Regions from separate parts of the Homo sapiens genome. Here region 1 is linked to region 2. Evidence: read pairs that join two places in POLR2A ChIA-PET (ENCODE). Cell type or tissue: A673. All regions are shown on one strand. Each heading gives the region's core, and the rest is flanking DNA. Links, peaks and the distances in the headings are about the cores only.

Region 1 (15,989 bases), core at 6,460-11,459, 130 kb before region 2:
CCAGGTACCGATTTTACCTGCTGTGCCTGTCACTAGTTAATTGGGTATCATCTAATATGGTAATTCTCACTTTCCCAGTTCAGACCTGCTCCTACATGCAATCTCCTGACACCCTTGAAGCACACAGTCTAATAAATCCGCACAAGTCAATGACAAAAGAAAAACCAAATGCTTGCGGTATGGAAAGCAGGTCAGTAAAAAGCTAACACTATCAGTTCCAAGCAGGTTCACTTCACAGCCTCCCACTCACGTGCCTTTGTCAAATGCTTTTTCTAAATGGAAAGACAGGCTAACTTTTCTCAGCAATCCCTGCTGACAGCAGCAGGCATATTTGGGTTTGCTTTCTTGCTTTCTGGCGCATATAACTGAAAGAGTTGTGACCTGGAGATTAATTTACAGTATTTTTTAAATTGCTTAGAATGCCTATTTACTGTCTTACCTAGTAGTATGCAACTGAGAATATGCAGTCTCATTCTTTGATTCTTTCTCCTGTTATTTCCCTGAAATATGGGCATCACACACACACACACACACACACACACACACACACACACACACAGAATTTTTTTTCATTCTTTTTTATAGACAGAAGAAGGAAGAAAATTTGGGACTTTGTTTTAAAAGTGGAATACTATCTTCTTAAACAACTTGTGTTTAAAACAAGCCCCAATCCACACTTGATCTTCTTAAGCTAGGAAAAGTGAGCTCACACTGAGTGCTGGCAGGATGCTCCATGTGCATCATTATTTTGTTTAATTCTCACAATAACTCTCTAAATCCCTTTTGAGGATAAGGAGACTGGGGCTGGGAGAAGTTATTTCAAGGAGTAAATAAAAAATTCAGACCCACTTGGGTTTTATGCCAAAGGCTCTGTTTTTACAAATACACAATATTGTTGCCCAGTTGTGATGAAACATAATTTATGAATTTCACTGAGGGAATTTCGCAAAAGGAAAGAATTTACTTTTCCCTCTAAAGCAGAGGCTTTTCATATGCAACTGTTAAAAGACACACGAGCTTGTGGGTCTGATGGGTGGTCTGAGCTGTTGCTGTTGGGAGAGCTGCTGGGACACTAGCAGGAAGACGTAGTTTGTGCTCAGTGGCCAAGGATGGCGCCCCCGTAAGGCAGCCAGATCCGGACTACGCAGTGTTTTCCAGGCTGGAGGTGCCCTCCTCAACTGTCTTACAAAGTTCCCAAGCAGCCAGCCCAAATACTGCCTGCTCCTTATGCCAAATGGATTTGGCAGGAAAAAGGCCAAATTGGCCAAGCAGAGGCACAAAGTGAGGTCAGAACAACTTCCCATTTGAGGAAAGCCTTTTGTTGGCTATAAAGTTCCATTCATCACTCCAGGCCTTACTCCCACCTCAAAACACACACATGCTGTCCACATCCAGGCACCGGCCCTCACCCCCAAGTGGCCTCACTATGCCTGACTGGGCACCTTTTGCTTATAAACATAGTCTCATTAGAGGCCAAAGATGCTAAGACAACGTGCCCCGGCTAGTAAGACACACACAGAGGTCTCCTCTCCTTTAATATGCAGGTGATAGATACATGGGTGATGAACAAGTATGTGTAAAAAATTAACACAGGAAGGCCGGGCACGGTGGCTCACGCCTGTAATCCCAGCACTTTGTGAGGCCGAGGCAGGTGGAACACGAGGTCAGAAGATCGAGACCATCATGGCTAACATGGTGAAACCCCGTCTCTACTAAAAATACAAAAATTAGCTGGGCGTGGTGGCACGCACCTGTAATGCCAGCTACTCAGAAGGCTGAGGCAGGAGAATCGCTTGAACCCAGGAGGCGGAGGTTGCAGTGAGCCGAGATCGCACCACTGCACTCCAGCCTGGGCAACAGAGTTGAGACTCTGTCTCAAAAAAAAAAAAAAAAAAAAAAAAATTAACACAGGAAAAATACAAATGATTGAATATCTGCTTCAATCTAGAATAGCCCTTGGACCTGCCCAAGAGGGGCCCCTGCCCTGGGCATCATGATAGAGAACCCTCACTTCCAGATTCCTCCAGAATGCCCCTCTGCATGGTGAGGCAGTCACATGGCCAAAAGATTTGCCCCTTCAATTCTGGTTTGTGTTCTTGGTACCCAGAACACGGGAATTTCCTGCCCAAATGTCCCTGGGAGCACTTCTTTTTTTTTTAATTATACTTTAAGTTCTAGGGTACATGTGCAGAACATGCAGTTTTGTTACATAGATATACACGTGCCACGGTGTTTTGCTGCACCCAACAACCGGTCACCTACATCAGATATTTCTCCAAAAGCTATCCCTTCCCGAGCCCCCCACCACCCGACAGGCCCCGGTGTGTGATGTTCCCCTCCCTATGTCCATGTGTTCCCATTATTCAGCTCCCACTTATGAGTGAGAACATGTGGTGTTTGGTTTTCTGTTCTTGTGATAGTTTGCGGAGAATGGTGGTTTCGAGCTTCATCCATCTCCCTGCAAAGGACATGAACTTATCCTTTTTTATGGCTGCATAGTATTCCATGGTGTATATGTGCCACATTTTCTTTATCCAGTCTATTATTAATGGACATTTGGGTTGGTTCCAAGTCTTTGCTATTGTGAATAGTGCCACAATAAACATAAGTGTGCATGTGTCTTTATCATAGAATGATTATAGTACAATGATCCTTTGGGTATATGGGATTGCTGGGTCAAATGGTATTTCTAGTTCTAGATCCTTGAGGAATCGCTACACTGTCTTCCACAATGGTTGAATTAATTTACACTCCCACCAACAGTGTAAAAGCATCCCTATTTCCCCACTCCCTCTCCAGCATCTGTTGTTTCCTGACTTTTTAATGATCGCAATTCTAACTGGCATGAGATGGTATCTCATTGTGGTTTTGATTTGCATTTTTCTAGTGACCAGTGATGATGAGCATTTTTTTATACGTCTGTTTGTTACATAAATGTCTTCTTTTGAGAAGTGTCTGTTCATATCCTTTGCCCACTTTTTGATGGGGCTATTTGTTTTTTACTGGTAAATTTGTTTAAGTTCTTTGTAGATTCTGAATATTAGCCCTTTGTCAGATGGATAGATTGCAAAAATTTTCCCCCATTCTGTAGGTTGCCTGTTCATGCTGATGATAATTTCTTTTGCTGTGCAGAAGCTCTTTAGTTTAATTAGATCCCATTTGTCAATTTTGGCTTTTGTTGCCATTGCTTTTGGTGTTTTAGACATGAAGTCTTTGCCCACGCCTATGTCCTGAATGGTATTGCCCAGGTTTTCTTCTAGGATTTTTATGGTCCTAGGTCTTACGTTTAAGTCTCTGATCCATCTTGAGTTGATTTCTGTACAAGGTGTAAGGAAGGGGTCCAGTTTCAGTTTTCTGAATATGGCTGGTTAGTTTTCCCAACACCATTTGTTAAATAGGGAATCTTTTCCCCATTGCTTGTTTGTGTCAGGTTTGTCAAAGATCAGATGGTTGTAGATGGGTGGTGTTATTTCTGAGGCCCCTGTTCTGCTCCATTGGTCTATATATCTGTTTTGGTACCAGTACCATGCTGTTTTGGTTACTGTAAGCTTGTAGTATAGTTTGAAGTCAAGTAGCGTGATGCTTCCAGCTTCATTCTTCTTGCCCAGGATTGTCTTGGCTATGTGGGCTCTTTCTTTGGTTCTGTATGAACTTTAAAATAGTTTTTTCCAATTCTGTGAAGAAAGTCAGTGGTAGCTTGATGGGGATAGCATTGAATCTATAAATTACTTTGGGCAGTATGGTGACTTTGATGATATTGCTTCTTCCTATCCATGAGCATGGAATGTTTTTCCATTTGTTTGGTCCTCTCTTATTTCCTTGAGCAGTGGTTTGTAGTTTTCCTTGAAGAGGTCCTTCACAACCCTTGTAAGTTGTATTCCTAGGTATTTTATTCTCTTTGTAGCAATTATGAAAGGGAGTTCATTCAGGATTTGGGTCTCTGTTTGTCTGTTATTGGTGTATGGGAATGCTTGTGATTTTTGCACATTGATAACAGCAACTTTGCTGAAGTTGCTTTTCAGCTTAAGAAGATTTTGGGCTCAGACTACGGAGTTTTTTTAATATACAATCATGTCATCTGCAAACAGAGACAATTTGACTTCCTCTCTTCCTACTTGAATACATTTTATTTCTTTCTCTTGCCTGATTGCCCTGGCCAGAACTTCCAATACTATGTTGAATAGGAGTGGTGAGAGAGGGCATCCTTGTCTTGTGTTGGTTTTCAAAGGGAATGCTTTCAGTTTTTGCCCATTCAGTATAATATTGGCTGTGGGTTTGTCATAAAAAGCTCTTATTATTTTGAGATACATTCCATCGATACCTAGTTTATTGAGAGTTTTTAGCATGAAGGGGTGTTGAATTTTGTCGAAGGCCTTTTCTGCACCTATTGAGATAATAATGTGTTTTTTGTCATTGGTTCTGATTATGTGATGGATTATGTTTATTGATTTGCATATGTTGAAACAGCCTTGCAACCCAGGGATGAAGCTGACTTGATTGTGGTGGATAAGCTTTTTGATGTGCTGCTGGATTCGGTTTGCCAGTATTTTATTGAGGATTTTCACATCTATGTTCATCAGAAATATTGGCCTGAAATTTTCTTTTTTTGTGGTGTCTCTGCCAGGTTTTGGTATCAGGATGATGCTGGCCTCATAAAATGAGTTAGGGAGGATTCCCTCTTTTTCTCTTGTTTGGAATCATTTCAGAAGGAATGGTACCAGCTCCTCTTTGTACCTCTGGTAGAATTCGGCTGTGAATCCATCTGGTCCTGGACTTTTTTTGGTTGGTAGGCTATTAATTGCTGCCTCAATTTCATAACTTGTTATTAGTTTATTCAGGGATTCCACTCCTTCCTGGTTTAGACGGGAGGGTATACGTGTCCAAGAATTTATCCATTTCTTCCAGATTTTCTAGTTCATTTGCATAGAGGTGTTTATAGTATTCTCTGATGGTAGTTTGTATTTCTGTGGGATAGGTGGTGATATCCCCTTTATCATTTTTTATTGCGTCTCTTTGATTCTTCTCTCTATTCTTCTTTATTAGTCTGGCTAGTGGTCTATCTGTCTTGTTGATCTTTTCAAAAAACCAGCTCCTGGATTCATTGATTTTTTGAAAGGTTTTTCTTGTCTCTATCTCCTTCAGTTCTGCTCTCATCTTAGTTATTTCTTGTCTTCGGCTAGATTTTGAATTTGTTTCCTCTTGCTTCTCTAGTTCTTTTAATTTTGATGCTAGGGTGTCAATTTTAGATCTCTCCTGCTTTCTCCTGTGGACATTTAGTGCTATAAATTTCCCTCTACACACTGTTTTAAATGTGTCCCAGAGATTCTGCTTTGTTGTGTCTTTGTTCTCATTGGTTTCAAAGAACATCTTTATTTCTGCCTTCATTTCATTATGTACCCAGGAGTCATTCAGGAGCAGGCTGTTCAGTTTCCATGTAGTTGTGAGGTTTTGAGTGAGTTCCTTAATCTTGAGTTCTAATTTGATTGCACTGTGGTCTGAGAGACTATTTGTTATGATTTCCATTCTTTTGCATTTGCTGAGGAGTGTTTAACTTCCAATTATGTGGTCAATTTTAGAATAAGTGTGATGAGGTGCTGAGAAGAATGTATTTGGTATTTATGTGATGGATTAAGTTTGTGATGGGGTGGAGAGCTCTGTAGATGTCTATTAGGTCCGCTTAGTCCAGAGCTGAGTTCAAGTCCTGAATATCCTTGTTAATTTTCTGTCTCGTTGATCTTTCTAATATTGACAGTGGGGTGTTAAAATCTCCCACTATTATTGTGTGGGAGTCTAAGCCGCTTTGTAGGTCTCTAAGAACTTGCTTTTTGAATCTGGGTGCTCCTGTATTGGGTGCAGATATATTTAGGAGAGTTAGCTCTTCTTGCTGCATTGATCCCTTTACCATTATGTAATGCCCTTCTTTGTCTCTTTTGATCTTTGTTGGTTTAAAGTCTATTTTATCAGAGATTAGGATTGTAACTTCCGCTTCTTAAACTCAAGCAAGCCTCTTTGCCAGCTTAGGCTTCTGAGTGTGCACAGTATGGCCAGTCTGTGCTTTCCTAGGCCTGAGGGTGCAGGGGGCTTGCTGCGTTAAGGGTATGTGGAAGGAAAGTGAGTGGAAAGGGACTGTGGTGGGTGGGCTTCCCCAGGAAGCTGACCCTGAGGTAGAGTTTAACACCCTGGATGCTTATTAGGGAGTCTCTTCTGCTTACCACCTGTGAAAGTGCAGAGAAGAGGCAGGATTGCACGGAGCTGCAAAGCATATCTGACAAATGCCCCAGCCAACCCACAGGGAGCTCTGAAGCCAAGGAGCCCTTCTTCCGAGTTAGCACAAGGGACAAGGCTTTTATGCCTCTGCATTGATTGGATACCAGATCCAGATGCAACTTTGGACAAGGCCATTTTCTTTAGCCCCCACAAACCTGAAAGGCTGACAGCTGGGAGTAGCTGCAGAAACCTGACCCTTCCTTCCAGAAGAAGGATCTGGGCAGTGCATCCAAGCCCCCACCACAGAGCAGGTAGACAAAACTCAGACACACATGCTGGAGTGTCTGTGCACAAATCTGCAAGACAGTCATGGTGAGGGAAAACAGAGATGTGCAGAAAAATAGAGCTGGAGGCTGGGTTCAGTGGACCAGTGCTCTGGCACCTCTGCTTTCTGATATAGAGTCCAAGGAATTCAAGCATTCTAAACTCATACCTGGTCTCCTAATCATTAATCATTAAGAAGTCATATTTGTGGCTGGGTGTGGTGGTTCATGCCTATAATCCCAGGACTTTGGGAGGCCGAAGCAGGTGGATTACCTGAGGTCAGGAGTTCAACACCAGCCTGGTCAACATGCTGAAACCCCATCTCTACTAAAAATACAAAAATTATCCAGCTGTAGTGGCACATGTCCATAGTCCCAGCTACTCAGGAAGCTGAGGTAGGAGAATAGCTTGAACCCAGGACGTGGAGGTTGCAGTGAGCCAAGATTGCATCACTGCATTCCAGCTTCTGTGACACAGCGAGACCCTGTCTCAAAAAAAAAAAAAAAAAGTCATATTGTCAAGTCATGTTCTTCGTCAACAATCATGTTCTTTTTCATTTTCAGTATTTTATGATGCTTTGACATCTTGGGGCCTTGCTGACTCTAGAGGGACTGCTCCTCCCAGGGTCATTCCTAGAAAGAGTAAACAACTAACCTGTGAGCACACCCTTGCTAGGATAACCAAGAAATCCAGAACCCACACCCCCAACCACCTCCTGTACTAGGGTCTCACATGCTGGGCTACTATCCTTTGCCCCTGGCATCAGATAACTAGGGACACCCCCTATACTCCAGAGTCCACGGAAGTTATTCAAACTAGCTAATCCCAAGCCTGGTTGTCTTGCCTTTCCCATTCCTTCTCACAGAAACCGCAATACTCTTGCCCACATCTTCCCCCTCACTCTCTCTACCTCCTCACCAATGCTGGTGCATCGCCATGTGGCCTGGCATAGCATGGCATGTCCCAGCCCTTGGGAACTGTGAGTAACAAACTCTTTTCAATGGCAGCTGTCTCCTGATCTGTTGGCCTCATCATGCCTGAATAATACATTTTAAAGCATCAAGGTAGGACAATAGAACATGCTATATTTAGCCATTTACTAGACTGATTTATCTCTGAAAATATGCAGATATATAGTATAGGGGCCTTGGGCTGTATCACGGCCCCAGCCCCACATGTATTAGTGGTGAGGCTGCTTTTACCGATATCCACAGTTAATTCTAAAATGGACAAAGGAAGAGAAAAAGGCAAGCCTTCTTAGCTACGAGCATGACATTATGAAGGGGCTGAATTTCAACCTTTTCAAACTAGTCCACAGGGAACATAATCCTTGATCTCCCACAAACCCCAGCAGTCTGTGTTATAAGGCTCCCAGACAGCAATTTTCCTGGTAGAAGCAGGAAGGAGGCAATGCCCGGTGCTCAGCACAAGGACCTATGGGCGGCTGGGAGTGTCCCTGCTGGTACAACTCAGAGTATTCAACACAGTTTCCTGAAGCTAAAATGTGGCGCCTCTGGCCATGGCGTTTTCTTTTTTTTCTTTTTTATTTATTTTACTTTATTTTATTTTTGAGACAGTCTCACTCTGTTGCCCAGGCTGGAGTGCAGTGGTGCAATCTCGGCTCGCTGCAACCTCTGCCTCCCAGGTCCAAGCAATTCTCCTGCATGGGCCTTCTGAGTAGCTGGGACTACAGGCATGTGACACCACGCCAGGCTAATTTTTGTATTTTTAGTAGAGACGGGGTTTCACCATATTAGCCACGGTGGTCTCAAACTCTTGACCTCAAGTAAATCTGCCCGCCTTGGCCTCCCAAAGTGCTGGGATTACAGGCGGGAGCCACTGCCCCTGGCCTGGCCATGCCATTTTCTGTTTCCATGCAGCACAGCTGGGAAATAGAGAAGGTTGAATGCACAGCTCTGATGGAAACTATGACTGCTGTCTTCTACAGGGCCACCCAGCAGGTTCCCTCTTAGGGGAGGAGCCTACACCTCCCCTGCACCTTTTTATACTTGTCCTTCTTCCTGGAAGTAGATCCCAGAAAAACCTGCTTGATACCTGCACTGGCTTTCCCTGGATCTTGAATAAAATCCAAATCCTTCCCAAAACCTTCAGGTGGGGCATGGTCAGCCTTGCTTGTTTTTTCCCTCTTTCCCTCATCCCCTGGTTACCTCGTCCCCCGGCCCCCAGATCACACGTCTGGTTTTCTCATCTCCACTGCAGGAGCTCTTTCCCCATCCTCTGTCTGGCACGCTCTGCTCCCTCCCTGTGGGGGCAGCTTGCTTATCCTTTAAGCCTTGTCTTAAATGTTCCCGCCTTTGAGGGCACTTTCCCCTACAGTTCTTGGCTGGCTGCCACCCTGATAATTTGCTCTCTGATCCTTTACTGGTGCCTCTGCAGTCCTTTTAACAATTATATATTTTTTGTTTTTTATTTTTGTCTTTCCCATTAGAATTCGAGTTTCAGACCAGGCGCGGTGGCTCACGCCTGTAATCCCAGCACTTTGGGAGGCTGAGGCAGGCAGATCACGAGGTCAAGAGATCGAGACCATCCTGGCCAACATGGTGAAACCCCATCTCTACTAAAAATACAAAAATTAGCTGGGCATGGTGGCGTGCACCTGTAGTCCCAGCTACTCGGGAGGCTGAGGCAGGAGAATCGCTTGAACCCAGGAGGCAGAGGTTGCAGTGAGCTGAGATTGCGCCACTGCACTCCAGCCTGGTGACAGAGCAAGACTCCATCTAAAAAAAAAAAAAAAATTGAAGTTTCATGGGGAGAGCACCCCATGGTGGGCTCTCCATACACGTTTGTTGGATTATCTATGAGCTCTCCTACCTCGCTTTGCTGGCCTTGCTCCTGGAATCTCACTGTTGCTTTATAAAGCAGAAAAAGGAAGGTAGGAAAGCCTCTCGGGGATGGGCACAGGCAGTGGGAATGTGGGAGCCGGCTGAGTGTTATGAATTAGCAGAATAGGGGTCACTGGTGTCTTATATGTCCAAGCTTTGGTGTGAATACTCAGCACCTCCTGCCTGCAAGAAGCCCAAAAACTCTCATTGCAGGCATGCAGAGCAGCCCAATGTAGGGATATCTGTGCAATGTGAAGGCTGCCATACCAAATCCTAACCCAAGAACTCAGATTCAGGACTGTGGGTGAAGGGGAACCTCCCACCCACCCATCTGTTCACCTGCATGCCTATGAGAGGAGGTGTTTGTAAGCCAGCGTTCTGTGCACCCTGCGAATGCCCATGTCTTAATCTGCTCCCCACCTGCCATCTGATGGGTGTGGCAGAGCCGGAGGAACATGTCAGCTGGAAAGCAGAGGAAAGAATGTTAAAGCTCCCTGCTGTGATGCACCCGCAAGCTGGCCACAGCCAGCCTCTCATTGCAATCAAGAACGTCATGGAGCAGCAAATGTTGAAGGCAGAGTCTCAATTTCAGTCTTTGGCTTTAGAAATTGTATTTGGGGTAATGCTAATGTGAAAACTGCATGTATTAAAACAAAGTGCAATAACACGCAGCATCTCTAACAGCTTACAATGAGTGTCTTCTTTCCTTTCTCCCCCACCCCCTTCCTTCCTCTCAAATACACCCTAAAAGAGCACAGGGTCTAGGAGAATTTAAAAATAGACTCACATGGATTTCAAGTGGAGTAAACTAAATGAGTCCAATTTTCTATGCCTTTCATTTTAAATTATGTGCTGAATGTCGGGAAGCATAAGATGTAAGTGAGGAGAATACGACATTTAAAATCTAATTTTCAAAAATTGGGTCCTAAGGCAGAACAGTGAAAATGCATTTACACATATAATTGCGCCTGCAAATCAACACTGGCAGAACAAGTGTCCCCCTTGGCTCGGGAGAGTGCCTGGCCGGGGCTCACCAAGCCATGGGAAACCAATTCACTCACTCGGCAGGTATGTGCTGAGTCCCTGCTAGGTGCCAGCTGGTGCACTTGATGCCCAAGTGGATCGTACTCTCCAGCTCATGGCCTCAAGAACCGTGCAAACTGGTGAGAGAATTGCACAGGGAAAGCAGTCTTTACCACACACAGAGAGAGGGGAAGGACAGAGGACAAGATAGAATAGCAGTGAGCACCAGGAAAGGCACTTTCTCAGTGGAGGTGGAGGTGAGGGAGGTGTCCTGTCATGGAGGAGGGAAACAGCTGAGTTAAAATATTAAGAATAAGCGGAGAAACCCAGGCATGGTGGCCCATACCTGTAATCCCAGCACATTGGAAGGCTGAAGTGGGTGGATCACCTGAGGTCATGAGTTTGAGACCAGCCTGGCCAACATGGTGAAACCCCATCTCTACTAAAAATACAAAAATTAGCCAGGCACAGTGGCACGTGCCTGTGATTCCAGCTACTTGGGAGGCTGAGGCAGGAGAATTGCTTGAACCTGGGAGGCGGAGGTTGCGGTGAGCTGAGATCGCGCCACTGCACTCCAGCCTAGGTGACAGAGCAAGACTCCATCTCAAAAAAAAAAATAGAATAAGCAGAGAACAGGGCAGGTAGTAGGAAGGAATGCCAATGGTAAGGAGCTCATACTCAGGGGCTTGGAAGAAGAGGGAGGATGGGACATATTAGGGAAACTGAATGTCCGGGCTGATTGAAGATTAGCATGTAAGGAAGGCAAGAGAGGATGAGAGGGGAGTTTTGAGAAATAAAGATGGAGGCAGAAAACTGAGGGCATGACAAGAAACGTGTGTGAATCCCTGCAGGAGTGTGGATTTTCTCCCACAAACAAAGGGAAGCCATTCAAGGGCCCTACAAAGGAGAATGATACGGCCACTTTCTTAGTTCATTACAGATGGAGAAAGGTGGGTTGTTAGGAAAGGTATTTAGGAAATAGAATTGACAGGACTTCGTGTTAGGCTGGAGTCATTCATTTATTCATTTATTCGCTCAACAACTACTTATTGAGCAACTACTACATGCCAGGCACTATTCTAACAGCTAGAGCTATGACGGTGAAAAAACAGCATTAAATAAGTGGATATTTGTAAAAATGCTTAGAGCAGTTCCTGACACTTGGAAACCACTCTATTACTACTTATTAAATAGAATTAATACAATAAAACACATATGTGCTGACATTCCAAGAGGGAAGACAGCTAATAATAAGCAAAGTGGTAAGTAAACATACAATACACTGATGCTGATAAGCATAAAGGACGATTACGTGTAGGAGGGGGGCTGTCATCTTAAATTGGGTGGTCGGAGGCGACCCATTTGAGATGCTGACATTTCAACCAAGACCTGATGGAGTTGAGATTACACAATGAATAAAACAGAGAGGAAAGAATCCAGACTGACTCAAGGTTTCTGGTTTTGTCAGCTGGCAGAGTTTCTAACATGTAGGGTTAGATGTGTTTTTAACACAGCCAAGCAGAGTTGCCTAACAGAAGAAAGTCGTGAGGCTTTGGGATTCAGCAGAATGGGGAATAGGGACCGGCTGTCAGTTTATAGGATTAATTGAAGCTATTAGAATCATAAGACCATTGGTGGTGGGTGGATTGGTTTTATCGCTGTGGTACTGCATTGCCACACATTTAGCAGATTAAAACAACACGAATGATTGGTTTCATGGTTCTGTAGGTCAGAGGTCCAACACAGAAGGACTCGGCTGGCTCTCTGCTCAGTCTCACAGGTTGAAACCATGGTGAACGCAGGGCTATGTTCTCTTCTGGAGGCTCTGGGATTCAAGACATTTCTGAACTTGGTCAGGTTGTTGGCAGAATCCAGTTTCCTGTGGCCCTAGGCTGAGGTCCTCCTCTTCTTGTGTGCTGTCAGCTTCAGAGGCTGCCCACTTGCCCTGCCTCATGGGCCCCCCTTCACCTCCAAAGCCTGCAGTGGCATGTCATCCAGCACTTCTCACACTTCAAACCTCACTGTCACTCCCTCTGCCTCATGGCTCCTCCTGTGCCCAGCCTGAGAAAGTCTTCCACTTGTACGGGCTCATGTGATTAGATTGGGCCCATCTGGATAAACCAGGATGCTCTCCCCACCTTGGGATCCATAACCTTCCTCACTTCTGCAAAATCCCTTTAGCCTTGTAACATCCATCTTCACCGGGTTCTGGGGATAAGGGCATGGACATCCTTGGGAGGGTCATTATTCTGCCTACCACATCAGGCATGTGGAGGGAAAAGAAAACCCAGCTGGGGACAGAACCAAAAGAACAAAACCTTAAAATGACGGATGAGAAGGAAGGACCAGTAAAGAGAACAGAGATGGAGTGGTCAGGGAAGCCAAGAACCCCCGGGAGGAGATGTCTATAGAAGCCAATGAAGAATGAAGTGTTTCCAAAGCCATCAACTGGATCAGATGCTGCCAAGAAAGCTTGAAGAATTGAGTGGGATTTGCAATTAAAAAAAAAAAAGATTAGTTGTGATCTACAGCTGCTTTCATGCACACACGCAAACATACATGCATGTTTAGGAATCCCTCTTTCAGGTCATTTCCTACCAAGCTGCTGTGCTTCCCCACCCCATCGAAGCCGGGTCCCCTTCAGTCCCCAAGCCTCCACTGCCTTCTGAGATCTCCAAGTGCCCTGTCAGCTGCAGCCTGGACATCCCCCCATCCACCCGCCTCCACACAGGCCCAGCCAGCAGAGCCGCAGAGAAGAGACCATGTTCCGGTGCTGTAACCCTGGCCGGGGGCCAGGACCTTGTCAGTCAAATAGATGTGAGCCTGGTTTTGAAATAATCAGCCTGGCTTTATCCCACATGCATGCTGTCCCTCCTGTTGCATAAAATGAAAGCTCTGTGTGCAGAGGAAGCAGAGAATCAAGTCTTTTCCTACTAAATCCCCTGAGATCGATCCCCCTGATCTCTGAAAGCACTAAATGCCTATGGAAAATCTATTCTCCAACCCCCACAGTTTCCTGGTATTTGTTTTAAGTATTTAAAAAGCATTAGGCTTGACACCGGAATGGCTAATAAGTTAATGTCCTAGATATTTAGGAGGAGCTAGGTATAAAATTATTGGCTTAAAAGGATCCCAGAGAAACCATTTCTTCTAACAAGATCATAAAATGCACTTTCCCAGTGAGTCATATATAACTGGCTCAACTATATAATAAAATGGGGATACAGGTTTAATGGAAGACAGAACCTGTTCAACTGCAGATTAGAGTGTAATTTTTGTCTCACACTGCTGTGTGTTTGAAGGATTGTAGTATCTTTTTTTCTGATACTCTTTCTGTCATGAGACTCAGAGATAAGTGAGTAGTTTCTCGTTATCACAGGGACATGTTATAAATATGTCAGTTGGAGGGTGACTCCTTTGACCAAAAAGAAGAAATTATAGGAAGTTCAAGCTCAGTTTTTGATTGTACAGGTAATATCAGAAAGGCCTTTGTTGCTACCTTGGAATCTCATTAAGGTTTAAGAAGGAAGAGAGTTTCAAAGGATTGTGAAAATATATTTATTCTGCTTAAATATCTGAAAATAAGATGGATAAAACTCCTATGGGCTCCTTCTTAATTACAGGTATTGAGATTCAGAGACGAGACAAGAGACACAAAGGTAAAGAGCAGTGTCCTCAGCCACCATCATAAGCTGTCACCATGTGACAACAGTTCCCGGGATCTTTAGAGACAGGTTTGTCATCCTGTATGTAAACCTAGCCCTGCAACTCACTTCTCTGCCAGTTTTTCCTCTGTACTAGTTTAATTATGCAACTCTTCATGACATCTACCTTCCACAAATAAAAACATTCAAACCTCTTTCAAAATGAAGAATGCAATGCTGTTGTCTCACTATTTTTCACGGTGTGGGTAGAGAGAGTGCAGGGGTGTCAGACCTACCCTACCCTGTCACATGCCACCTCACCTGCAGGGAAGCAACGCTATATAACTGACCAGCCTAGAGCAGGGGCAGCAGAACTAGGAACTGGGGCTAGATGCTGGGAAAACTAGGTATTGGCTGGATGCTGGGAGAATATGGGCAGGATGAAAACGGTGAATCTATGAGAAAAAAAAGTGGAGTGGAAGGTGGCTGGGCCGAATGTCCAAGGTCAAGGCCAAAGAGGTGTAGATGACCCCAGGGCCGTGAACCAACCAGGGTCTGAGCCTGAGGAGTAGGAACCAGAATGTTGGGAGGTCAGCTCAGGGTGGTTCCTGGGGTCAGACTTTCACAAGCTCAGGACGTTTCCTGCAGCTGCCTCTCCCCAGCATGGACACACTTTCCTCTCTTTCAAAGGGGCAGCTGTCTAAACCTGGAATGGCCAGTTTCCTCCTGCAGTTTAATTACGTTGGGAAGAATACAGGAACCACTTAGGTGCTAGAGAGGAGGACGCAGTAAAAAGGTCTATCCACAACTGCAGTCATACCACATGCGCATGTAACTTCCATACGTTCAACCAGGTGCACTCTATGTGAATGTTTTGTGCAATAAAAATTCTGGAAAATTCTATTTTGCATGTGTGTTCTATTAAGTGTTGTCCATTGTGCACGTCCACATTTATATTACTGAAAAGACCCAAACACACAAAACCTTGTGTACTTTATGGGCAACTTAAGGAATTTTCAAGGGCAATTGTAAATGTGCTTAATTTATGCCTTAGGTGTTAGCTTTAGACGCCAAACCCTGTATAAGGTACGAGTCCCTCTACTCACCGAATTGGCTTTTTAAGCCCACCCCTTAACACCAGGATTACATAAGGATGCAATTGTTTAAAAATGTTTGCATGGCTTTCCTCATCAAAGGGTTTACACTGATTACGTTTCCTGAAATATCTATTGCTGAACAATTTTATATCACGCGTAGAGGACAATATGTACATTTGTAAGACATTCCCAACTTTCAGTGTAATCTTTCCTGCTTTGGAAATTTCAGTCTCTCAATTTTGAGAAGCACTCTAATAAAATTTAGTGCTTTCCTCCTTCCTCACCACGCCCCACGCCCCCAACACCCAATCTTTTGTGAATTTACTTCCTTTGTATATATGAGATTGTTGGAAAAAATCCGTGCTGAAAAATGCGGGGGACCCACCCCACCCAATGGTGTTTCCAAATGTCTTGTTTTCCCCTGTTAGATGTCACTTGCATATTAAACACTCACGACATGCCACAGTCCTCTGAGGCTTGGCTCAGTGCTCCCCAGAAAGTCCAGAGAGCAGACTGTATCATCCTGCTGTATTAAGATGTTCAGAAATCTCTTTAACACAATCCTTCGTTGTCCCATTTGGCAAGAGCTCCCTCTGAATGTGAGCACACAAGGGCTATGTCATTTATCTCTCTGGCTCAGTCCCAACCACAAGTTAATCCCTGCAGCGTGTTCAAACAAGAGCAGGAGGCTCTGAGATAAACCCTTTCTTCGGTTTTCACCAAACCGCTCTCTAAATCAACTCCAGTGGAGGAAGCACAATCCAGAATTAAGCTCTGCCCCTCAAATGAGGGGAGGACTGGGATGCCCTCCATCACCACCAGTAACCTTTGGGTTATCTCTTCAGAAATGG
Region 2 (15,989 bases), core at 5,164-10,163:
TACACAGATTCCTGACAGCTCACTGGGCCAGGGAACCAGCCAGATTTTTGAGCTACATCTGCAGTATCTTTTCTACTCAGGCAGCTGGCATAAGGTGGGAAAATTCATTAACATGCTAATGATGTCCTATTTAAAATTCTAGTCCTGATTATTCTGTGATTAAATCTCTCCCCTTGACGTCGGTTTCCTTTATAGCTGAGTTACAGTGCGAAATCAACAATATTAATAAAGTACAATACAGATTACCAATTTATACACAAGGGATGGTGAAAAACTGCTGCGTAAATCTGAGGGCTGTCCTTTTAACTTGAAAAGCAGTTGTAGGCCGGGCGCGGTGGCTCACGCTTGTAATTCCAGCACTTTGGGAGGCCTAAGCAGGTGGATCACCTGAGGTCAGGAGTTTGAGACCAGCCTGGCCAACATGGTGAAACCCCGTCACTACTAAAAAAATATAAAAATTAGCTGGCCTATAATCCCAGCTACCTGGGAGGCTGAGGCAGGAGAATCGCTTGAACCTGGGAGACGGAGGTTGCAGTGAGCAGAGATCGCACCATTACACTCCAGCCTGGGTGACAAGAGCAAAACTCTGTCTCAAAAAAAAAAAAAAAAGCAGATGTAGCAAACTGTAAAAGTTGCTGATTTTTTTCATTCCACCCTTCTTTAAATAAACACACACATTGGAATCCACAATAATTAAATGTTTATAGTTAATTTCCATAAATATTCAAGGCTTGGAAGATAGATTTAGCTTTTCCTTCTATTTCACTGCACTTAACATTGCTCCGAATTCAAATGTGTTATCCTGAAGTCTCAAGAACAGCTGACAGGAGTTAAAGCACACTTCTTTATCATCTCTTTATAGAGATTGTGTCTTGGCAACAAAAGCCAATGGATTCGGTGATGAGGTCTGTCTCCCTTTGCCCTTGAGTACCTTGGCATATTTCAGTTCCTTTTCTATCACCGTATTGTTCTATTACTGACACTCCAAACTGAATATCCAACTCAGACAACTCAAGCACCTTCCAAGAAAGACAAACTTATCACTACCCTCATTAATTTGGAAAATGAATAAAGAAGCAGAAGATTCAAGGTCCAGATCTGCAATCTAAAATGCAGGAAGAGAGGACTCATTCATGTGTCATTTTAACATCTGGCCCCAGTAAATGAACAAATATTGATGGTATAGTATATTTACTATTTTAAAAGACATCATGCTGGACACCAAAGCAGTACAGTGAAACCTAAGAACAATGTTCTGACCTCGGTGGACTCACAATCTAGCCAGAGACACAAGATACAATGATATTTTAAGTGATGCATGCAGCAAATTCATCTCAGGTGCATCATTAGAGATACACTTCACATCATTAAAAGGTCTCTGTACGAGAGACACTGCTAATTGTTCCCTAAGACTGCAAATCTCCCCTTTTGCTATGGAAACAGAATTCATCACTTTAGTGGGGCACATTGCTGCCCAGGGTAAGGACAGCTCCCAGCCCCTCTTGCAAGTAGCTGTTACCATATAACAAGGTTAAGGTCACAGGGATGTGGCCGTAGCAGAGATGTGTGCAGATTTCTAAAAGCGTACTTAAAGGGGATAGATGAGCTCTCTTCCTTCTTTGTTTTTTTTCTGACTGGACTTGGACATGCATGTGGCTGGGTCAGCCAGGTTGGACTGAATGGCACATGTTGTGGGGCAGAGAAGAACAAGATAGAAGAGTCTGGGTTCCTGACAAGCAGGGTGGCTTGATCATCCATGAGTTGCCTTTTTCCCCTGAACGCTGCATTCCACAACTATTGTTGGAAATCAAAATCTTTTTTTAAGAATACTACATATTGCTCATTTCTTAAATGGTTTCATTCTCTAAGGCTAAAAAGAGTCATGGTACATGCATGCATATGTGTATGTGCATAAGTACACTCTCCTTTGTACTTTCTCTACATTTAAACTTGAACACAGAGCTCCCTCTGAATTTTTAACCCTCAAAACACAAAAAAAGCTGAATATGGACTTTGCCCCAGTTTTATCACATTTTAATAAATAAAAGCTTCAATGTATTCAGGAATTCATTATTTATTTGTTTCCCACACTCTCAACCCTAGATTATTAATTTGGTTCACCTAAAGCCAACTCACCTCAAATTGGTTAAAAAAAATTAAGCACGTGTAAATCAATGTATAGGGAAAGGGTGGCTGATCCAGCAAAATCCAAGTGTAAAAACATAAAGAGAGGCTTCACAACAGTAATGAGCCATCTGCAATTTAGAATCATCCATGGTAACAATCTCTCATTCCATTTGTTTATGTTTTATTCATCATTGTGAAAATACTTAGTGAAGTGACGATGATGAGATTCAAAAATACTGCATGGTTCTTTTTTTAAAAAGAGATATTAATGGCTTTCAGGGGCTCAACTATTCAAATGAAAATATTGCTGGACTAAATTTGCTCAAATTTGTTCACTTCCTCTTCATTCTTGGATATAATATATTCTTCATTTTATGACAAAAAACTATGTGGTGAAAACATGAGAAATTCCGTAGTTTCCATCGTTTATACATTTAAAAAATCAATAGCAGAAACCTATTTCAAATGTACAATCCTCATTCCTATCATGACAGAGTAAACCAGGCTGCGGTGTCTTGGGTGAGCGTGTTGTCATTCCCTAGTACTACAGTTATTTAGCCTCAAACGTACTGTCTCTAGTTACATATACGGCAAAAACAAGGCTTGACCTTTAAGAATGAAAAGAAAAAAAGATAAGTACTGAGCTGTTAAGCCAACTTAAGGGTATTCATTACAAAGAAGACAGAATAACTACTGAACATACTCTTTGATTCTAATATCTCTATGAAGAAACCTCTCTCTACACAAATTGATAGACATTTTAAAAGAAAATTTATTCATCCCAAATTGATGCACTTAACTTCAGCTAGCTGATTTTATATTTCTCAATCTAGCTTATAAATACTACTCTTCATTTACTTCAATTTACGGAGTATTTACAAAAGCCCTATTTCAAATCTGGTTCCTATCAGCCCCGTTTTTTCTTATTTCTTCTTAAATAAGCATACTTTGTAAAATATAGCCATTTATTCATATATATATTTCTTTCATTTGTTTTAGTAAATGACATTTATTTAGGAACCATTTTTTAAGAAATAAGTTTTTACCATCTCAATTTGCACTGAACCAGCGTCTTCTGAGACCATCCCTCTGGGTGCAAATCTCAGAGTAAGCTCAGTTACTCCTAACGACTGGAAAAGGAAAGAACACAGGAACACTTGAACTCCTCTGACAAGCAGACACTTTGGCTAAGGCGGCATTCACATCTTCTACATCATCCTTCCTGGGGAAAGAAGCTCTCAGAAAAGTCCACACATAGAAGAGCCACTTTATGGTCTTCCCTCAATTTTCTCAGATCAGCCTGATTTAGTCTATGATTGTGCAGACAAGGAGACGGAGCCAAGGGACAAAAGGAAGATAATTGTCACACAAAGAAAATGCTCAAGACCTTGCCAAGGGAGAGACTGCTCTAAATAATAACAAGGCTATTAGCAAACACAGGTTGAGACAGGGAACAGAAAAAGAAAAGATGTCACATGTGAATATGAAAACAAAAGCTGACAAGTAATTCCATTCGGTTTGCCAAGGCACCTGCCAAAAATGTCCCCAAGGAAAAGGGCCATGTGCTCCATGACGCTCTTCACAGTGACGTTCACATAAGGCACAGAACATTCTGCCTGGCCACAAAACACAACAAATATCATCAATATCTTGCCGGGGAACAGTTGTGCACTACCTACCATAGGCAGTCTCCTGGTGCTCCACTTCTCTTCTCAGTCTGTTGTAATCTTCTTTAACACTTCCCAGCTTTTTGACATTCCTGGAACTCAACACCAACAGCTTGCTGAGGAGTCCCTCCAGCCCTTCTCTCTCTGATGTTAATGATCTAATCTCCTCGGTGAGGTCTTTAGCCGTCCAGAAATGGTTTCCTACAGCACGTTGTGGGAGAGAAGAAGGGAAAACAAGCTTTACAGCATCCACACACATGGAAGATCTAGCAGCAGCTAATGTACATTCACAGCATGGGCAAAGAAACTGCACTTTGAGATTATGTACAATTTCCTTAGCAGTCCTCTGGGGAAAGAACCTGGAAAAATATTGCTCTCCTTAAACTGGAAAAATCACCGTCTTTTTTATCACCTTATTCTTGTTATGTCCATTTTAGGAGTTCCATTGGTGAAGCCATCTCCCGTAAAGTATGATGACCCAAAAATGTCCCAGTGGAATCCAGAGAAACCACAATGTGTCACTCCATTCCAATAATATACAAATGTCAAAGAGATGACATATTATAGCAGTGTGGAAGGGGACTGGGCCATATAATCAGAGTTGACCTAAATTAAATTCCTCCCCTGTTACTCAAACTGTGTGACCTGGAGCAAGAAAATTAGCACATCTGGGGCAAATTTCTTATAAAATATAATTGCAATAACACCTGACTCATAGGTAGTTACAAGAATAAACAAGAAATTCTGTAAAGCACTGAGAAAAATATATGATAAATTAAATGTAGCAAGATTGCAGGATACAAGGTCAATGTACAAACATCAATCTTATGTCTAAATAACAAAAAACTAGAAGATGATTTTTTAAAAAATACAATTTACAAAATATTTTAAATCTCATAATACTGAGGGATACTTTCTTTAAATATGTGCAAGAGCTCTACAGTGAAAACTATTTTTCAAAAACTGCTGAGACAAATTAAAGACAAATAATTTAAAAGATACACTGTATACATACACTGGAAGTTCAATATTGGTAAGATTTCAATTTTCCCCACATTGATTCATTGATTTAATATAATTCCAATCAAAATGTTATGAGGTTCTTTTGTAGAAATTTATGTGCTTATTCTAAAACGTCTAAGAGTGAGCTGGGCATGGTGGCTCACACCTGTAATCCCAGCATTTTGGGAGGCCGAGGTGGTGGGTCCCTTGAGGTCAGGTGTTCAAGACCAGCCTGGCCAACATGGCGAAACCCTATCTCTACTAAAAATATAAAAATTAATCTGGCACAGTGGTAAGCACCTGTAATCCCAGCTACTCAAGAGGCTGAGGCAGGAGAATCACTTAAACCCAGGAGGTGTAGGTTGCAGCGAGCTGAGATCCTGCCACTGCACTCCAGCTTGAGCAACAGAGTGAGACTTCATATCTAAACAAATAAAATCTAGAAGAATGAGCCCATGAGTTTGAGGCTGTAGTGCACTATGATTGCACTTTTGAACAGGCACTACACTCTTGTCTGGGCAACATAGCAAGTCCCCACCTCAAAGAAGGAGAGGGAGAAAGAAGAAGAAGGAGGAGGAGGAGGTGAAAGAGGGAGGGAGGGAAGGAAGGAGAAGACGAAGAAGAATGAAGAAGAATAGGAAGAAAGAAGAAGAAGGAAGAGGAGGAGGAGGATGACCAAAGCAATCCTTAAAAAGTGAGTCTTGGTTTCAAGACTAATGCTAAAGCCACTATAAATCAAGGTAATATGGCATTGAATATACATAGACAAACAGATCGATGGAATAGAATAAACAGTCCAGGAGTGGATTAACACATATACAGCCAACCAAAGTGCCAAAGCAAGTCAATGAGGAAAAGAAAGTATTTTCAATAAATGGTGCTGGAACAACTAGCTATCTACATGGAAAAAATATTAACCTTGATTCATACCTCAAACCACACAAAAATTTAATTAAAGGTGGATCACAGGCCTACATGTAAAAGTTAAAACTATAAAGCTTCTACAAAAAAAAAATGAATATTTGATTGACTTTGGAGTAGGCAAGAACTTCAGATAAGATACAGAAAACACTATTTTAAAAAGGATAAATGGGCTTTATCAAAATTAAAAACTTCTCATCAAAAGACACAACTAAAAAATGAGACGACAAGTCACAGACTTGGAGAAAATCATTGCATTATGTTTAACTGACAAGGAATTGAATACTACAACTTGACAATTAAAACACAAATGGTGCCATTGAAAAATGGTCAAATGACTTAACAGGCATTTTACAAAGTAGACGCACAAATGGCTAATAAGCATATGAAAAAACATTTGACATCATTAATCATTAAGAAAAGAAAAATTAAAACCATAAATATTCCACTACAAGCCCACTCAAATGTTTCAAATTAACTCAACTAAAAATGTCAACATTCACAAGGGTATGGAGCAACTGGAACTCTCACGCATGTAAAATGGTCCCTTCAAGAAAAGTTCTGCCAGTTTCTCATAAAGTTCAATGTATACCTACCCTTTAATCCAACAATTCTACTTCCAGGCATTTACACAAAAGAAATGAAAACATGTCATCAAAAATATTTGCACTCAAATAAATGGTCACAGTGTCTTATGCCTGAGAGCCAGCCCCATACTGGAAGCAACCTAAATATCCATCAGCAGGAAGATGCAAAAATAATACTATAGCTATGCAATGAAAGACTACTCAGCAATAAAAAGAAACAAACTCGTCATACATGCAGCAACATGTATGTGTCTTTTTCTTTCTTTCTTTTTTTTTTTTTTGAGACAGAGTTTTGTTCTTGTTGCCCAGGCTGGAGTGCAGTGGTACGATCTCAGCTCACTGCAACCTCCACCTTCCAGTTTGAAACTATTCTCCTGCCTCAGCCTCCCAAGTAGCTAGGATTACAAGTGCCCACCACCACGCCCAGTTAATTTTTGTATTTTTTAGTAGAGCCGGGGTTTCACCATGTTGGCCAGACTGTTCTCAAACTCCTGACCTCGTGATCCACCCACCTCAGCCTTCCAAAGTGCTGGGATTACAGGCGTGAGCCACCGCGCCCAGCCAACATGTACATGTCTTTAGAAAAGATGCAAAAGAGTAGTGCCACATGATTCCATTAAGTTCTAGAACAGCCAAAATTAATCCATGGTAGAAGATATCAGAACAGAGGAGGGACGATGATGACTGGGACAAGATAGGGTGTTGTTTCTTGAGTGATGAGACTGTTCTATCTCTTGGTAGGGCTGTTCGTAACACAGGTGTCAAAATTCAAGAACTGTAAACACTTAAGACCTGTGCATTCCACTGAATATAAACCATACCTCAATTAAAAAGAGGAAAAATTAAGAAATTTTTAAGCATGAACATTGAACAATAAATAAATATATAACATTAATGAGTGTCCCATAAATTAGTTAGTGTTAATTAGAAAACCCCACTGTGTTTTCTCAGAATTTATAGTAACCATAATCACAATAATAGCTACAAACTTTCTCACCTTTAAATGTCATCACAACTTTAGGAAACAGGTTATATCTTATATTATTATTATTATTATTATTATTATTATTATTATTATTATTTTACATTTTAACATCTCTGAAACAGGGATGTGTCCTACAATCACCATCAGCCAGGAAGTGGTCAGGATGCAGTGGTTATAACTGGATTATTTTCCCTGGCCTGGCTGACCATCTGCAACCCCCTGGTGTTTCAATGTACAAACTATTTTAGGACCATCTGCGTACTGGCTGTTGCCTGAAAATCTTGTGTTGATGTGGATTTGTAAGACTGGGAAAGCACCAGCATTCAAAACTTGAAGAAAGGTGTTAGCAGTTTGGCAGACAATCCTACAGAAAACTCTTTATTCTTGGGGGAGAAAAAGTTGCCTCCCATCAACTTCAATGGTTCACAGGATGATGACGTGTGGGGAAACACAAACCTCGACAACATTGAGTCCAAATGTGTTTCGGAAGACTCAGAATGAAGAAGAAGATGCCAAGGAAAACCTTAACCAATTTATTTTCCTTTTTAATGAGTGATATGTGATTTTTCAAAAGCCTAAATACATCTAAAAGAGCTATATCAGTTAAGTATAAGATAAAAATTCTAAACCATAGAAAGCACTGTTACTGCTTAATTGACAGCAATTTTTCTTTCTTTGCAATGTATAAAATAATGGGTGCTTTTTATGTTCACTGAAATTCATATTGTTGTCTCCTTTTACAGCTGGGAAAGCGGAAATCTGGAGAACTAAAATATCTTGCTGAAGATCACAATGCAGTAAAGCATAGGGCAAGTTTCCAACTCGAACATCACCCCAGAACACTTCCTTTTAAACATAAATTATGTTGCTAACTTTTTTATTGTTACTTAGCAGGCAGATTTCAAACTGATACAAATGTTGAAAATGATACAAAATGTTTTCCCACCTTAAAGGCATTCTGAAACCTAGCACATAACATCTGTCACTGAAGTCCATAGTTTCCAATGCCATGATTGGATAAAGACCCTATTGAGACTCATGTGTTTGTCTCTCACTGCTTAAAACACTCATGTGTTTTAAGCAACATGACAAGCACAAAAGAGAACAAGTACTGCTCCTGCTCTCCAGGAAGTTACCATAAAATAAAGGGGATAAGGTGCCTTCCAAAGAAAAAACAAATACTAGGAGAGGTCAGAGGAGAAGAGAGATTATTCCAGAAGGAGAGACTGAGGCAGATTTCAGGAGGGAAGAATATAAGAGTCCCAAAAGAAGAAACAGGAACCCAGGTTAGAGAGCAATGGGCAAGGGGTAGGAGGTGAGACTAAACTCACAAGGAAGTTGCTTCAAAACAATAGTGCCCCAAATGCCAAGCTGATGGGTTGGACCCATTTAGGAAAAACCCACAAAGTCCACAGGAGAGCAGACTGCACTTCCATGAGCTTCAAGCTGTAAACAGTAACCTCAAATAAAACTTTTCCCGGATCGGTAATTTCCATCCTGAACAATGGCCAAGTCAAGGAAGCTGAGGATCGAGCCCCCTACCGCATGCCACAAAGAACCTCAAGGGACCCCATGCTCTGGGGAGCTCGCAGGAGGACCAGCACAGAGGTGTGACTGCGTTGGGGCAGGGTGGCCACATGTACAATGTTGTACCTTCCAATGTTCCTCCTTAGGCTGTGCTTATGAAGTCCCAACATGTCTTCTGGGCTGTGTTTTCAACCAAGAGAGTTAATAAAAAGTGGGATGGGCACCAACTATGCCTCCAGAGACATCAGGCAGAATATGCCACAGCGTGCCATGTCCTCCTGCAAACAGTCAGAAAGAAAAGATCTCTAAAAGCAGATTGGAAGAGACTATATATACAGAGCGAGTGCCGGTACAGAAGTTTTGCTGCAAATACACCCTCTAATCCCTTGCAACCCACTGCAAGCTCGAGAGACCAGTGCCCTTGGTAAAACATAGGAGAGATCATTAATTAAAGCCTAGGCCCTTTCTTTGATCCTGAGGGATAAGGCTTGGGAAAATGCACAGTGATAAAAGTGAACATTTTAAAAGAGCAGAGTGAGTGTGAATTCCCAAAGAGACCATTCATATCAAGACCCAAGCCATGAGAAAATGCTACAATGCCCTTGATCAATACTTTATAGGCATTTTGACCTCAGATCTAATCCCATGAGGCTTAGACCAAGACCTTGCTTGATGCAGACCTCTCTGACTGCTGAAATTGGTCAGGAGCTCAGTGATGAAAATTTGGAAAGTCAATGCTGATACCTGAAGAAAGTCCCATCAGAGATCTGTGACCTGAATCTTCATAACTTTCACAGGCCCTTTCTAAATGCCAAGGAGGATGTGTGTGGAGAAGAATATGCCACCTATGGCATCCCAATATGCCTGTGCCCGCCTGCTCTTCAACAAGGGAATGAAACCTGGGTATTCTCATAGGTTTTTTAAAGCACTTGTCCACATATTTTATTCCGCAAATAACACAATTTAAAATTCAGCTAGAATTTGCCATTTTCTGTCAGGGTTGTGCATTTCTTCCAGTCACCATGACTTCCTGAGATAGCCAAAACACAAAATTTAAATTGTGTTTAAATTAAATAAACACAATTTATGCTGAAGCTGACTTTACCCACTCTGTTCCAACATTACTTATCCTCAGCATCTCTGAATTCAAATATCAGCCAGGTGTGGTGGCTCATACCTGTAAGCCCAGCACTTTGGCAAGCCAAGATGGGAAGGTTGCTTGAGGAGTTGGAGACCAGCCTGGGCAACATAGCAAGACCCCCATCTCTACAAAAAAATTAAAAAATTAGCCAGGCATGGTGGTATGCACCTTTAGTCCTAGCTACTTGGGAGGCTGAGGTGAGAAGATCACTTGAGCCCAGGAGCTTGAGGTGGCAGTGAGTCATGATCATACCACTGCACTGTAGCCTGAGCAACAGAGCAAGACCCCATCCCTTAAAAAAAATACCTGCCCTCTGTACTTCATAGCACCTGGGGCATTTTGAACAGTTCTTCCTTCACCTGAGGTCATTATTTGAGAATCCAATTTTAGAGACTACAATGCTCTCATTACTTGGATTGTATCATTTAATCTTCCCAACAATCCAGGAAGGGGAGTCTCTTAATGATTGTCCTTGATTTCCAGTTAAAAAATCTAGACCCAGAGGTAACCTTGTGAAGGTCACAGAGTTTCAGAGTTCTAAGATCCCATGCGAGATTGCTGAACTTGAACTTGTTTCTTCTGATCTCATGTCAATAAGTGACTTAGTCAACACCTGGGTAGAAATCATCACTAAAGTGAGAAAGCACATGGTGAGGGGGATGAATCCTGTGCCCACATGGTCCCTTTCACCTGCCCAATCCTCAGGCCTCTCACCTGGGGTACCCCTCACACACATGGCACTTTCCTGAACTCATGGACATTTCAGTTTGTAACGATCCTCCTAAGATTATCTACTTTCACCTATCCACATTTGAACTATACTTCTTTAGTGGAAAAAAAGAAATAAAGCCAGTGCTGAGAATGATCAAACTCCAGAAATAGTAGACTGCTGTATAATTTGTCTTGCGTGACACCAGATCTTTCAAGGAACTGCAAGCTCAAGTGCACAGTTAAGCAAGATCAAGATCTACCTTTGTCTTTCAGAGCCTTCCCTTGGCGAGGTCAAGGATATCTGCTGTGAGCCTGGGCTGGCTGAACCAAAGGGCAATGGAGGCGGCCAAGAAGCCCCAGCCAACTGCTCCCCTCCCCAACCCCCTTCTCCCTGGAGGTCCCTTCAGCTAGAATTTGCCATTTTCTGTCAGGGTTGTGCATTTCTTCCAGTCACCATGACTTCCTGAGATAGCCAAAAGCATTTGCTGTGAGCAGAGCCCCATGGCTGGCTTTGCACATCAAACATTTCAGACAGCCATATATTTCATAGAATACAAGGGGAAGATAACACTGGACACACAGAACTTTCCAACAGCTTGAGAAAATGTGGTGCCTGGTGACTGACTAAATATACAATCGGACAACAGCCAGGCCATAGCAAAAGATGGAACTCTGATCCACAAGGTGCAGCAACTTTCCCAGAAAACAATACCCTTACCCACAAAAAGCAACCCCGGAAGCTGGCCTGCTCTAAATCAGACCTGCTGGAAGCCAAATTGCTCTCTAGTAACTATCCAGGAAGCTAAATAATAACTTCTGTAACAATTGACTCAAAATGTTCAGGACTGGATTAATAACTGATGGCTTCCCTAATTTTTGTCCCCGATTCCAACTTAGGACCCACCAGAGAAAGCCAAATATGGTCCCCTGACCAAGCACACAGGATGTTCGCTTCTAGTGAGCCGCCTCCAGCTTCCCCGCATTGATAACCTCCAATCAGGGCACACCTGAAGCCTTCGCCTTTTTCCACTATAAAGCTCTCCCACTCGTCTGCCCACCTTTGAGTCTCTGCCAAATTGCAAATGATGGTGTCTGACTCCCTTGCTGTAGCAAGCTCTGCATAATAGCTTGTGCTTATTCTCTTTGGGTAGGTCTTCATTTCTTTTCACACCAGATAGGCATCATCTTTGAAAACATCTTTACTGGGTCTCTTGTCTCCCTCCTGCAGCCACTGATCTAAATCACAGACTTTTTTAGAAAGAGGGAAAATAGTAAAGAAAGAAAGCGATTGAGTTGATGCTCCCAGCCACTGTCTGTACCCTGAATTTTGTTTTTCTGCCATATGTCAGGTGGCCTCTCCTGGACCATCGTCACTGTTTCTCCTGCTTCCCTGCAGCTGCAGACACAGGAGCACTGTGTAGGTCTGGCCTTGAGCACCCACCCACCCAGTACAGAGCCAGCCCCTGCTGTTCTGAATCAGTGCAGTGACCACTTAGAACACAGTGCCCATGCCTCTGTGATCTGAACTGCTCTTTCCAGTTCCATACAATGTTAAGAACCCACTTAAGAATGTTTTAATCATTCAGTAGTTTTTCGTGGTATATAATAAAAAAGTGATTTAAATACAATCTATTTTATTTTAGATTATATCATTAGGGGTTATTTTACAAAGTTACCTTTAAATACTATTGTAAATAAAATTAATAACAAATAAGCAAAATTCTTACTTTTCCTTGTTTGACAATTGACATGGTCAATTTAATTTCCTTTAAATTAATTATGCAAGAAAAGGATATTTCCTCAAGAAAATTTAAAATGATATATATTTCTTGGTTGGGTGCCAAATATTCATTCAGAAGAAGACGGAAATTTAAATCCTTGTTTCTAATTTAAGGAAAAAACTACTTTCATTATTGGATGTGTGAAATTCACCCATTTTGTGTTTATCTAGAAAATCTAGTTTATTGTCCAAATGTTCTTATTTTCCCCAAAAGCATCAGTTAGGAGAGAAGATTTCCAGCTGCCATTAAAATACAATTGTGTGCAATGAATACATTTTGGGTATAGATAGTTTTTATTCTCTATAAATGAAATGCCAAATTGGATAGAACCATCCTTTTTTTTTTTTTTTCAAAAAAAAAAGGCTTTTGGAGTATCAGAGACATCCTCTTATGTTATTTTAAAATAAATAATTATTTGAGCTGTTTGCTTCTTGGAAGCAGATAACAAGGGGGCAGGTGAGATAAAAAAAAAATATATCCAAACTGAGGTGAGACCAAAGATGGCCAATCTAAGAACCAGGCAGATGTCTCTGCCTGTCCTGGGAAGATTCCCTCACCAGGCTCCCTCACTGGCCAGAGGAGCCCACTTGTTGGGCTGCCAACTGGTTCCTATAAATTCTAAGGCAATTAGAATCATGTGGTGACTGTAACGGGAATGACACAGCTGCCCAGGCATTAGAAGGAAACCACACCCAATGGCTCAAGCCAGTGGCGAGAGATAAAAACTGAGAGACATCTCCCCTGACTAGCAGACTGGGCTCCCTGCTTCCCCATTGCTTCCTTTAAACAGGCCATTCACACATTTGCCTGAAAACTTACAGTGGCCCAGACCCTACTCCCTATACACACTGCCAGTTGCCATGTGCCTTGTTTCTCTCTCTCTGCATGATGCTTCATTCCTATCTGGAGTGGCCCAGGGACAAAGGACTGCCCTCCCGACTCTCTGTGCCCTCCCTGCCCAGGATCCGTAAATTACACTTTTTGAATTTGTTTCCTACTGTGGTGTATATTGCCTTTGCACCTTCCATCTGAAGACCAGGGGATGCCCCAGGCCAGGTTTTACCTGGGATGCCCAAGAGAGCACAAGGTTTGGCTCCCAGCGCCAGAGCAATGGGCAGGGGGGCATAAACTGAACACAGGAAAGGCAAGAGCCACAAAGACATATAAACAAGTTTCCCAGGCGAGGAGCCCCTGGTCACAGGTCAGACAACTAGGCATTGGGCCATCTACCAGGTAAAAGCAGCATCCTATGAAAGGCACGCAGTAAATACCATGTCCATCTCCCCTTCATTTCCCCTTAGGGCGGTTTGCTAGCTGTTCTGGGACTGGAACCTCAGTTTAGCTGGGGGCTCTCAGAACAGACAGCTAGATGAATTAAACAATGAAGTCTCTCAGCCTTAGGCACATCTTCCAGGACAAGGGGAAGGCCAGGGGAGAGTAACATCAGTGATCCTACAAGATGTGCTTCCAGGCCAAGGCCAGGTTGCAGTTGCAGCTACTTAGCCATGGTACACGGTGGGCCTGGAGCTTCTGGGTGTGCAAAGATGTGACTCAAGAGTCCATCTGCCAGCAGTGAGCAGGGCAGGCCAGCTCTCCTCTCACTGGTACGGTGGTTCCAGCCCTCACAGGACATTAAAACCACCTGGAAACTGTTTATGAAGGTTCCTATATTCAGGAAAAATCCCTAGAGATTCTGACCGAAGGAATTTGGTGCTGCCTGGGTACCAGTATTTTTAAATTTCCCCAGATGATCCTAACATGCAGTCTGAGTGAAAAACCCAAGTTTGACGGCTACAGGAATTTAGAGCTTCTCTAAAACATACAGGGAATAATACCAGGGCCATACATTGGAAGTCCTTCCATTGGGAATGCAAAGAAAAAAGAAAAAGATGGCCAACATCTACCATTTTAAAGGGATTCCAGCAAGCATATTATTAAATGCAGGGCTGCCTCTGGCATCTGGAAGCAGCTTGGGTGCCCTGGATATAATTCTCTTTTAAAAGTTTTTTTCACAGCTTTTATAGACCACTTAAAACTGGCCTTCATCTTGTGCCAAAATAGCAGGGCTGTGTTTGTTTAGCTTCAAGATTTTCAGGTCCAATTGATTAAAAAAGGTGAGTGAGAAGCCTGCCAACACACAGTGAGGCTGTCACCCAGGCAGCTGCTGCTGCTGGCTTCCAGCATCCAGAAGCTGGAACATCAGCCAGCTCCAATCACCTGACAGAGGATGGATCCTATGAGAAGGAGGACCGGGGCTTAAAACCAGACGTACCCACTGAAGTCAGGGCAGGAGATGAAAATCTTAACAAGTGAAGGAGGTATGAAAACAACAGATTCTAGGGATCAGCAACCAATGAATGAGGGTCCATTTTTTGAAAAACAAATACTTCTACTGGCTGTCTTTTGAGTGCCAGGCATTAAACAAAGTGGAAGAAAAAAATTGGAGGGTGACTCAACAGATGGACCAGATCAATAATGAGGGGTAATTTGAGCAGGACAAGGCTGGAGCTGGAAGTGCATGCAGGATGCCAGCATCAGAGCAGCCAGGCATCAGAGAGCCAGCCTTGACTACTCGCCGGGCCTCAGGGGCTGAGCCTTCGTCCCAGGACAAGGGAGTGGCCAGAGCTTGGCTGGCCCCGTTCCAGATGAGGACTGTGATACCAGTCAGGTCAACGAGCACCGATAGAGGTAGGGCCCAATATAGGACCGTGTCTCACAATGGTGCAGACCCGCAGTCCAACACACAGGAAGGATGCTTGTTGCTAAGTCTTAGACACGGGAACTGGAGGAGGGTTGAGGGCCCCCAGCAGTGGGAAGGCAGGCATGGCATGCAGACGGTGGACGCGGACTCAAGACACCAACTCTCATCACTACAGGTCCGTGGTTTGGAAAGTCCCAGCACCATTCCAGAGAAGGAAACAGGCCCAGGTTTCTGATGGGGATGGGTAGTAGCCACAGAGCACAAGTCAGCCGCACCCACCACACACTTGCTGTAGTGCCACACTCTCGGCCCTAGAGGGCACTGACGCTTTCCCTTCGCTCTGCCCCAGGGCCAGGGCCAAAGCCATCAAGTCCTGGGCAGAGGGCGGGAGCGTTCAGTGAGAGCAGCACAGAGGTTAAAGAGCTGCTCTTTTTTGAGATCTTCGCTCTCACTTCCTTTCCAGGCAGCCAGTTCAGCAAGGTGGGTCTGGGGCTGCCTCCTGGGAGAAGAGGCCTTTCACCCTCGAACCCTGCAGGACCTCAGTTTGTCCCAGGGCAAACCTCCTACATTGGGCAGTTAGGTCAGACCTGCTTCAGGCCTTGGAAGACTGTCTTCTCCTTGGCTTCTCTTACTGCACTGGATCCAGCCAGGACACTGATCAGACCTCCAGGGCCCAGGTTAACAATATGTGGCCCAGCTCTGGGAGAGAAGCCAGCAGGTCTCCCAGGCTTTTGAACTCGGAGCTGAAAACCAAACAAAAAAACGAATCCACCCCATTGACAAGTGGCCCAGCCTAGTTGGCCAGTCAGGAGACTGCACAGGCACTGAGGCCAAAGCTG

What was found. Peaks named below come from ENCODE experiments on the same cell type or tissue, not always from the same donor. Only the 100,000 strongest peaks of a DNase experiment are listed, where the experiment ranks them.
Region 1: POLR2A ChIA-PET joins it to region 2 with 9 read pairs; 3 of 35 experiments call an interaction of 5 or more read pairs at or near these places.

What each region holds. Positions count from the first base shown.
Region 1 is chr1:231,934,775-231,950,763 of GRCh38, reverse strand. All of the region lies in intron 9 of DISC1 (DISC1 scaffold protein), which reads right to left. The region is part of intron 12 of TSNAX-DISC1 (TSNAX-DISC1 readthrough (NMD candidate)); the gene reads right to left. It overlaps DISC1-IT1 (DISC1 intronic transcript 1), which reads right to left. Exons shown (of 4, transcript NR_126441.1): 2 at 9,714-9,836; 3 at 6,805-7,015; 4 at 5,559-5,841. Among named protein-coding and RNA genes, the nearest start is that of DISC1-IT1, 17 kb to the right of the region's middle. In A673, for the core only: no CTCF peak of the experiment used is centred there; DNase peaks (open chromatin) are centred at 8,833 and 9,863.
Region 2 is chr1:231,806,335-231,822,323 of GRCh38, reverse strand. DISC1 (DISC1 scaffold protein) reads right to left here. Exons shown (of 13, transcript NM_018662.3): 9 at 3,807-3,995. It overlaps TSNAX-DISC1 (TSNAX-DISC1 readthrough (NMD candidate)), which reads right to left. Exons shown (of 16, transcript NR_028393.1): 12 at 3,807-3,995. It overlaps DISC2 (disrupted in schizophrenia 2), which reads left to right and starts at 3,807. Exons shown (of 1, transcript NR_002227.2): 1 at 3,807-7,698. LOC105373170 (a long non-coding RNA gene) reads left to right here. Exons shown (of 4, transcript XR_949268.4): 3 at 8,033-15,989. In A673, for the core only: no CTCF peak of the experiment used is centred there; no DNase peak of the experiment used is centred there.